Regions from separate parts of the Mus musculus genome. Here region 1 is linked to region 2. The links are chromatin contacts, found by Hi-C or POLR2A ChIA-PET in ENCODE. All regions are on one chromosome and are shown on one strand. Each heading gives the region's core, a stretch centred on a gene start or an enhancer-like site at or near the end of the contact. The rest is flanking DNA. Distances are from core to core; before and after follow the strand shown. Region 1 holds the start of Sox13 (SRY (sex determining region Y)-box 13). Region 2 holds the start of Ppp1r15b (protein phosphatase 1, regulatory subunit 15B).

Region 1 (4,864 bases), core at 1,966-4,465, 290 kb after region 2:
ACAAGTTTCTGTTAAGGAATGAAGCAGATGTTTTAAACTTTGCATCTGCAAACCGCCTACTTGCAGGACCTTCCCAACACCAAGTTTTCCCACACTGGCCACCCACCCCCAGCCCCCATGCCTGGTAAGGGTCAGAAGGTCAGGGAAGGAAGAAAGGGGTGCCCCTGGATCTCCCCTCCCTGTGCTATGCCGCAATAAAGACAAGAACCTGTGTCTCCCCTACATTCCGAGTAGCCTCTCCAACTGTCACTGTAAAGTTGGAGGTGACAGCTCTCATTTATCTAAGTCTCAGATGCAGTATGCTTGGCAGCCAGGCTAGCTAGGCTAGGTTCTCAAGTGAGCCCCAGCAACAGGAAACAGATCCTACCCTGGGAACAGAACCCTCTAGGGCAGGCAGTCTGCCTGGCCCACCTGACTTCCCCTGAGCCCCAGACACCTGGGATCCTCTTAGTGAAAATCCACCCAGTTCTCTGAGACACAAATGCACATCCAATCCTGGGTCTGCAGCACAGACCAGGGTGTCCAGGGAATACCCTTTCAAAGACATTTCCTTCCTGGGGCTGTTTCCAGGGAGAATGCTACATGGTGTGAAGATTAATTTTTAAGAGGAAAGAAGGAAGGGAAGAAGGAAGGAAAAAAGTACTCAAAAAGGTTGAAGCAGGTAAGTAACAAGAAGGTAAGTTTGGGTAGATCAGAATCCAGAAGAGGTAGGAAGGAGAGTGAGGTCACTTCCTCCCCATAAGTGATAATTACTAAAATCGATCAAACGGACACAATCACAAAGATTGTGGGCTCTATACACGGTCCTTTAAATTATAATGGCCCAGGTTGGAGATACTGCTCCGTGGTAGTCACTTCCCCAGTATGAACTAGGCCCTGGGCTTGATAATACTGTTATTACAGTAAGGACAATAGCTAGCTGGGCATGGTGTCTGTGCCTTTAATCCCAGCACTCAGGAGACAGAGGCAGAAGAATCTGAGTTCGAGGCCAGCCTGGTCTACAAAACAAGTCCCAGAGCGGCCAGAGCTACGCAGAGACCCTGTATTGGAAAACAAACTAATAGTAACAACAATAATAGACGTAAATATGATTAGTAATAAGAAACAACAGCTAACTTCCCAAATGCACACACTGAATACAGTACCCAAGATTTCCTGCATGTTGAGCTAGAGCTCTTCCACTAAGTTACATCCCGACAACAAAAGCTAACAGTTGCCGAGCATTTATTTACTTTGTGCCGCATGGCGCTGAGATTGCCTTTAGACTTTTCATCCTTAAGACCACCCCCACGAGGTGGCCACTGTCAGAATTTAACCTCACTATACAGATAAGTAACCTGAGCAAGGGAGGTGGGTCAAATTGCCTTCGGTGGCACCACCAGCGGCTGCACTACTGTACAACTCCAGCTTAGCTTCCTGGTTCTAACTACAAGGCTATCTGGCGTTCCGTGGTACAGGCCTTCCAAACCAGCATCCTTCAAACCATCAACATACACCAGCTTCAAAGATAGAAGCACAGATCCGCCCTTTTTTTAAACTGAGAAAGTACAGGCGATGTTTGGACATCGCCAGGATCAAGCGACCCATCTCGGTCAAGAACAAGACCCAAGTGTGTTGAATCTAGCACACAGTGAGGGACTTCCTACCGCATCAAGAAGTTGGAAACAGGGTCTCTGGGAACCTTGCTCGGAGTGGCAGCATCACTGACTGACTGCCTTAGGTCAGACCCCTCTGCCAGCGCCAGCGCTAAGGCGCCGGGCCCGGAAATTCCCACAGAGCTAAAGCAAACTTCCCAGGAAAACTCCTCAGTTTCCTCTAAGCTCTTGTCACGGAGATGCTGCCAAGAGCGCCAGCTGCTGGGGACCCTCCCAGGCTAGAGCCACCGCTCAAGCGCCCGGGGTCCTCCCGGAATGATCCAAGGCTGAAGTTCAAAATTCACGTCCAGCCCAAGCCGGACCCCCGGCCTCGCCAAGGACTCTGGGACAGCTCCCACTCTCCGTGCCTTTCCCCCCCCAGCTTCAAGTAATGAGGCACCTCCTGCCAGGACATGTAGGTTGGTTGCGGGGAGATCCCGCGGGCGACCCTAGAGCTCCTGGGGAATCTGAGCAGCCGCAGCTGGCGCGTGCAAACACACGCACGCACACACACACACACTCGCGTGAGTGTGTGTTTACGTACCGAACGTGGGATGGGAAAACAATGGCGAACCGCTGGGACTACGCGACCACCCCCCACCCCCATCCCATCAGTCCTGTGATCAATTTATTTCTACAGTGAAAGGGGCTGAAAGGCGCTTCTCCGACACTCCACCGTGGGACGCAGGGGTGGCAAGGGGCAGGCTGGAGTGAAGAGCAGCAAGGGCTGAAAAAATGGGAGGCGGCGCCCGGCTGGTCCGCGGGGAATGAACCGGAGCCGTGGGAAGGGCGCGCGCTGAACCCCGGCTGCCCAATGCACCCCGGGACCGGAGCTCCGCGTTGCGGGTACCCGAGCCCCACGTGGGGCTCGCACGGGGACATCTAAGCTCAGGCTGGGAGTGCTTAAACTGGGAGCGTTGGTCAGGCTGGGGCGAAAGACCTAAGGCCGGCGGGTCGCAAAGGGCGGGCGGGTAGAGGACCCCCGAAGCCCGGCTCGCGTGGCGCGCGCACGCCACCCCCAACGGCCTGTAGCCACTGCCCTCCAAAAGGACGCGGGATCAGCGCGGCGCCACCGGCCGGCGTTGTGAGGGGTCTGGTAGGATCGGCTCCGCCTGGCAAAAACTTTGCCCAAGATGGAAAGTCGCGCGGCAGAGAGCCAGCGTGTCCCTAGGAACGCGGGGGCGCGCGTGTCAAACTTCGCGAGGCTGGGGTGATGGGGCGCGCGGCGCGAAGGGGCGCACTTACTAATCGGTCGGGCGCGGGCCCGGGGTCGCAACTCCGCGCTCCGGCTTCTGCTCAGTGCGTCCCGGCAGCCAGCAGCCTGGCCTTCCCGCTCACATGCCCCGGCAACGCGGCGGGCAGCGGGCCGGGGCGGCGCGGCCGGGCGGAGGCACGCCCCCCGCCGTGGGCTGGAAGCGCTCAGGACCCGCGGCCCGCCGGGCTCCGCTGGCCACGGTCGCCGAGCTGAGGACGGGTCGGGCGGCGCCCTCCTCCGAGCCAGGCCGCTCGGCACTCTGCCCTCTGCCCCCGGCTGGCCGCCGCCGTGTTCCCTTCCGCAGTCCGGCTCCCGGACTCGCGGCCGCTGCGCCCGCCAGGCCGGCGGGCAGTGCGCTCTGCTCCTCCGCGCAGCTCCGAGCCCGCTGGGTCCAAAGCCAGGGCCTCCGAAGCTGAGCGCGCCGCCTCGGCCTTCGACCTCCGCCGGCCGCTCCGGAGCTCGGCTTCCAGGAGCCGCGCTCGTACACTTCAGTTCCCAGGCGGGACTGGAGCAGGGCGCTCGCCGCTCGCTTCTGCGAAAGCCACTCCGACAGCCTCCGAGGAGAAAGAGGGAGGGAGGGAGGGAGGGCGCGAGCGGGCGGGGGAGGAGGGAGGGTGTGGAGATGGAGGAGGGAGGGACAGAGCTTCCTCCTCCTCCTCCTCCTCCTCCTCCTCCTCCTCCTCCTCCTCCTCCTCCTCCTCCTCCTCCTCCTCCTCCTCCTCCTCCCAGCAGCTGGTCCAGCCAGGCCTCAACAGCTGGAGACCTGTGCTGGGAAGGGGACAGCAGAGGTTCTCCAGAGTGAGACCTGTGGAGATGTAGTGACCCACTGGATAGAGAAAATAGGGGGAGGAAGGTGAATTCTGCCTAGTCCCCTCGACCCAGGTTTGAGAGTTACTATGGGGAATTTTCATTCCTTTTAACAAGTCCAGTTCACAGCCTCCTCCAGAGACCCGAGATTGAACTTTATTTTTCTCACTGGTAAATCAGACTGGCCTCGAACTCACAGAAACCTGCTTGGCTCTGCCTCCAGGGTGCTAGGATTAAAGGCATGCTCCTTGAGAACTGCCCTTGGAGCTGGGAGTGGCTCATGCCTATAATACCTGGGAAGCTGAGGCAGGAGGATCTCAATTTGAAACCAACCTGAGGGCAAGGAGAGACCTGCTTTGATGCGATCAGATCTCTGACAGCTTCCTAATGTCTAGCCACTCCCTAGCCCTGTCCTTTTTAGAATTTCTCCAACAAGTCCTTCCTTTCTTCCTGCCCCGTTTAGGAGGAAGGTTTGTTTGAAGAAGGGTTTCTCCTCATTCGGCCCATCTATTAAATGTCTACACCAAACCTGACCCAAGCAGATGCCAGGGATCACCAAGATGAATGACACAGTGGCAGCCCTTTCTGGATTCCCATGTTGTGAAGACTCTAATTCTACAAAGTGCTAGAGCCATAGGGTCTACCAAGGATGCTAAGCTATGGGGACTTGGATCAGAGTCTCCTTAGAAAGGCCACAGTTTGAAGTACGTCTTGAAGACCTGTGGGAGCAGGGCTGGTTGAAGGAACGCCCATTGTGGGACTGTATGACCCTCTCCCTCTCGAGTGGTGGCCAAGCAGGAAGCTTCCACAGGATGCATGCATTTCATCAGTCCCTGCTTCCCTGCCTGGGTGACAACTCTTCCATAGTCTTCTGTCTTTTGGGTCTCTGTCTGGTACCAGCTTCTCAGGCAATCTTTGAGGATCAAATCATGGCCAGGAGCTCCATCCATGGGCTCTGAGAACCCCACAGGTCATTTGCCTGTCTACACTGTGACATTGAGATGGTAAACTCTTTGGGACAGGGAGGGATGTGCCTCTTGTTCATGGTTAGATCCTATGTGTCTAGATGGGACTTGGCAAAGAGGAGGCCCATAATACATTCGTGTTTATCAGTTAGCTCTTTACAAAGAAAGGGGTTCTAAGCAGGGCTCTGGTGCAATCAGTGTAG
Region 2 (5,007 bases), core at 2,435-4,934:
TCAGTCCAAGGACGACTTGTCTTCAGCTGCTAGCACGACGCTAAGGTGCTTATCTCTGTGCATAGAGCTGCCCTCTGACCTCTGACCTCTGGCCGGAAGGCTGATTCACCTTTCTCTTCCCACCAAGACTGCCAGAAAAAAACCTCAAATTTTCGCAGCCTTTAAGTGCTTTCTGGATGCATGTTCCTCCCAGAATAACTTCCAAGATAAGAAGAATAAAAAATTACAATGAAAACAGCACAGGGAATAGATACTTGTGTTTATTTTATTTTATTATTGGTTATTTTATTTATTTACATATTAAATGTTGTCCCCCTTCCGGTTTTCCCTCCGCAAACCCTCGATCTCCTCCTCCCTCCCCCCTGCTTCTAGGAGGGTGCTCTTCTACCTGCTCACCCACTCCTACCTCACCTCCCTGGCATTCCTCTGAACTGGTCGGTGGTTTAGTCCCTGGGAGTTCGGGAGGTATATATATATATATCCTCATTTTATGTTGTCTTTAAAAAGAGGGGTGGGGCTAGGAAAATGGCCTAGAACTTGTTACAAGCCTGATGACCTGAGTTTAGCAGCCAGGACCCGCTTGGTAAACGGAGAGAGCCAAAGTCTCACAGACTTTGTCCCGTGCCCTTCACATGTGCACTATGGTTTGAGTTCACACAGTATATACTTAAAATACCCATGTAAGTATAATCTAAAAGTCACTGATTGAGGCTGGGCTTGGCGGTACACGCCTTTGATCCCAGCACTGTGGAGGCAGAGGCAGGAGAATCCTTGTGAATCTGAGGCCAGCCTGGCCTACAGAGTGAGTTCCATGATAGACAAACAAACAAAGGAGCAAGTCATCTAAGTCATGCGTTATGACCTAGAACCAAGACAGAATTTCTGGAATAGCCCCTAGCCATACTGCAGCCATTTTGTTCTACTGTATTTATGTGAAGGACTTTCCAAGCATTGGTGATTATAAAATATCAATCACCTGCCATCATTTACTTAACTAGGAAAGAAACTTATCTCATCAGATGAAGTGTGCTAATCCTTGCGGTATTTATGTATAAATTTATTCTCTTTAAGCTTCTCTAAAAAAATAAATAAACTCATAAATAGACAATCTTGTGGATCTTACAGTATTAAACATTTAGCCAAGCATATGTAAATTTTGTCACATCCATTTATTAGGTTTTTCTTTTATTTTATAATATGTATTTGTTTTGTTTTGTTTTGTCTGCATGCATGACTGTCCACCATATGTATGCTAGAGGAGGCCAGAAGGCCTTGGATCCCCTGGAACTGGAGTTACAGACAGCTGTGAGTAAATCTGTGGGTGTTGGGAATTGAACCCAGGTTCTCTAAAAGAGCATCCAGTGCTTTTAACTGCTGAGCTGTCTTTCTAGCCCTTCATTTTACTAGTATACAAATTTACTTATGCCTTTAATAAATGGTATAACTATAGGTATATAAAATTGTTTTAAACTAAATTTATGAGTCATTATCAGTAAATGTTTGTCTTGTATACCATTACCTGTGATCACATAAAACTGTCTTGGTGAAAAGAGACTGTGGAGAATTTTTAAGACATTCTGACCTAGGGGTTGAGGAGGTGGGGAAAGAGCTTGGGGTACTAGCATGAGACCTGAGGTCAGAGTCTCAGAACAAGGCAAAAACAAGAGACAAAAAAGGCACTGGAACCATGACTTGAGCGATAATTACCTGCTCAGGATCACAGGAAGAGAACACGATAAAAACATATTACACAAATGGAAGAAATTCTGAACTAACGAAACAAACAATTAAAAAGGAATCGCACAGAGATTCTAATGTGTCATTTAAAAACCAACTTAGGGGAACTTTCTACAGAGAACAGTTCCTCCTCATTGGGAAATTGAAACGTTGGTACAGTTCTTTCATTACTGCCTGGACTGGAGGGTACATTTACAGGAAGGGCTGGTGCAAATTGTTAAACGCCACTAAAAGGCGTGAATCAGCCTTGAAAAGGAGCAACAGATTCTGACCCGTAGGGCCATTGAGGCCTCAAGCAGACCTTGACCTTCAAGTTGAAACTGGGAGTGTAAGTAGGTATACACCACAAGAAAAGGTGAGGTCTTTCCTCTAACGCTCGGAGGAAGGACAAGTCCTGTGCTCCAGAGGAGGAGCCGCAGAAGCGAAGGCTGGAGAGCATTCGGGCAGCGCAGGCTGAACAGAGCCTTTCTTTATTTTGTAGGCAGTGGTAAACAATGGAGGATTGTAAAGAAGAACGAGAGCAGAATATTAGCTAGTGTTTGTGTTCCTACCCTCTCTGCCTGGGGATACAGCCCCTCACCCAGCGGTTAGATGATCCTCTCGGCTTCACCCCAAAAGGAACTGAAGCCCGAAGTAACTTATTTGCATACTCGGACCTCCTGCTACTATGAAAAAAACGACTCATTGCTAATTACGTTTTCCTAAAGCTTTTAGGATTAAGAAACCAGTTACTGCCAGACACAAGTAATAAGATGTTGTGGGGGCGTAAACAGTAAAAACTCTTGGTTTCAGGGAAGAAAGAGCTTGTTCCTTGCTCAACAAGTCATGAGGATCAGCTGACCCTCCCCCAGGGCAGCAAGATTCTCCTCCTTAGTGTAACCACTACGCTCTGTGATAGCCACTTGGTCTTTGCATTGTGGATTAAAATGAGAATAAGAAAGTGAACTAAAGACCAGGCATGGTGGTGCATGCCTTTAATCTCTTTGCTGGAGAGGAAGAGACAGAACTAATAAGTTCAAGGCCAGCCTGGTCTACATCGCCAGTTCCAAACAGTCAGGGCTCTGTAGAGAGACCCGGCCTCAAATAAACAAATAAATAGATAAGTAAGAAAAGAAAAAAATAAAAATAAAAAAGGAAGAAAGAAACCAAACTAGTAAGAGATAAATCAGCCAGTACTTGGTTGGAAGGCCGAGGCAGAAAGATTGTGGTTAGTTTGAGGCCAGCCTGAGCTTCATAGTAAAATCTGTTTCAAACAAACAAAATCCTCCCCTTATTACAGTAATTAAAATTAATCAGCCAATATTTTTCAGAGGACAAAAGTCACCAATGTGTTATCCTTCGCCGGATGCTCTACTCTGTGGCTCTTGTTACTGAGGAAATAAGTGAATTGAACGCGCTGTTTCTGAGTTAGTTAACAGTTATCTTCCCACCTGTGACTTCAGCTTGCTAGTAACACCGCGTTTTTCTTTCTGAGGGGTATTTTGTCAAATGGACCCTGAAAGATGTCCAAATTAGATCACAGGCAATGCTAGAGACTTAGAAATCCTAAAGCAGAGGGGACAGGAATGTGTGAGTGATTCAGTTTCACTATGATTCACTAGGGATGATGTGTGTCTTAGCACCAGGCGAGTTGGTTATACAGCACTGCCTACATCGTTTCACTCCAGTCTTCCTACGCCCTTAATAGGAGAAGACCGATACACGTGTCAGATAAGCGGATAATTTGCCTAGCAATCGGATCCATAAAAAAGGGCTCGGGAGAATTCTCGGGTTCTCTTGAAACCCACTCACCTCCCCAGCCATTCCCTTTGACCTAGAGGGTGGGGCGCGGAGTCTCCTAGGAGACCAGAATGAACTGACTGCGCAAGCGTACATCCTAGGTCCGGCTGATGCAACTCGCCGCGTGCGAGCCCCGCTCTACCCCGAGTAAGGAAGCCGACAGGGACCACAGACGCGGCCAATCAGAGGCCACGCACGAGGGTGAGGCAAGTCCGCCTCTCGGGAGGCAAGGGTGGGGGTTCGGCGAATGACGTGAGGCGCCGCTGGGCGGTAGGGAGTAGACGCCCTCGGTCCTCCGTCTCGCCCTGCAGCTTCCGGGTGTGCGGCTGCGGCCATTTTGAGCTTCGCTTCTTTGCGCCCTCGCCTGCCACCCAGCCACCCTTTCCGCCTTGGCGTTTCGCGCCTCCGTGCGGGCCACCGGAAACGCCGCCGTCGTCTCCGTCGCCGCCGCGCGAGGGAGGGTCTTCTCTATGGTGGAGCGATCTCACACGGCCTAGGACGTCTCCTTCCCTAGCCGGGATGGACCTAACCGCGGTCGCCACCGCTTGCGCGGGCCTCTGGGCCGTCCGGTGCAGCACTCGTTGCGGAAGCCGCCGCTCTCTGGGCCTCCTCTGCCGGCGCGGGAATCGGACTGCAGTACCCACTCCGTGGCTGGGCAAGGCGGAGACTGTGTAGACCTCGGATCCAGCCTGCGCTGACGCCGCTGAGCTCTGTCCTCCTCCTGTCTGAGAAGCCGCCAAGGAAAGGAGATGGAGACAGGAACGCACAGGGCCCGGAAGCGGCCTGGCCCTCGGCTGGGCTCCTGGTTCCGGCTGCCCTTCCTTCGGCGATCGCACGCCTGCTCTTCGGAGTTCCCGCCGCCTTCCTCTCGACAAAATCCCGGGAACTCCGCTCTGCCCGAGCGTCGGACCAGGTACTGGACCAAATTGCTTTCTCAGCTCCTTGCCCTGCTCCCTAGCCTATTCCAGAAGCTGCTGCTTTGGAGCCAGCTTTTCGGGGGCCTGATTCCTACCAGATGGCTAGATTTTGCCGCAAGTTACAGCGCCCTGAGAGCTTTGAGAGGACGGGAGGAATCTGCCGCTCCCACGGTGCAGAAGTCTCTGAGTTCACTGCGGCTGGACTCTTCGGAAGACTTGGTTGTCAGTTCTCTTGATTGGCTAGAGGAGGGACTCCAGTGGCAGTGCTCGTCCTCAGACCTGGAGTTAAAACTCAAGGCCCAGGAAAGAGCTTTAGACTCTGCAGCGCCCACTTTCCTCCTGGAGCAGCAGCTGTGGGGAGTGGAGTTGCTGCCCAGTAGCCTTCAAGCTGGTCTAGTCTCCCACCGAGAACTTGACTCTTCATCCTCTGGGCCTCTGAGCGTTCAGAGCTTAGGTAATTTCAAGGTAGTTTCCTATCTCCTGAACCCTTCCTACCTGGACTACCTTCCCCAGTTAGGGCTGCGCTGTCAGAGCAGCGCTGGAGGTGGCCAGTTTGTGGGTTTCCGAACACTAA

What was found. Hi-C counts contacts between places; a loop is a spot of excess contacts on that map. ChIA-PET counts read pairs that join two places held with the same protein, here RNA polymerase II (POLR2A).
Region 1: a loop to region 2 is called in a map of heart, with 4 times the contacts of the local background. The contact joins the promoter of Sox13 here to the promoter of Ppp1r15b in region 2. A Hi-C loop is called at or near these places in 1 of 37 maps with a recorded cell type or tissue (heart). POLR2A ChIA-PET finds 5 or more read pairs at or near these places in 1 of 5 experiments (embryonic stem cell).

The regions. Positions count from the first base shown.
Region 1 is chr1:133,420,997-133,425,860 of GRCm38, forward strand. Sox13 (SRY (sex determining region Y)-box 13) reads right to left here and starts at 3,216. Exons shown (of 14, transcript NM_011439.2): 1 at 2,880-3,216.
Region 2 is chr1:133,127,482-133,132,488 of GRCm38, forward strand. Ppp1r15b (protein phosphatase 1, regulatory subunit 15B) reads left to right here and starts at 3,685. Exons shown (of 2, transcript NM_133819.3): 1 at 3,685-5,007. The coding sequence starts at 4,266.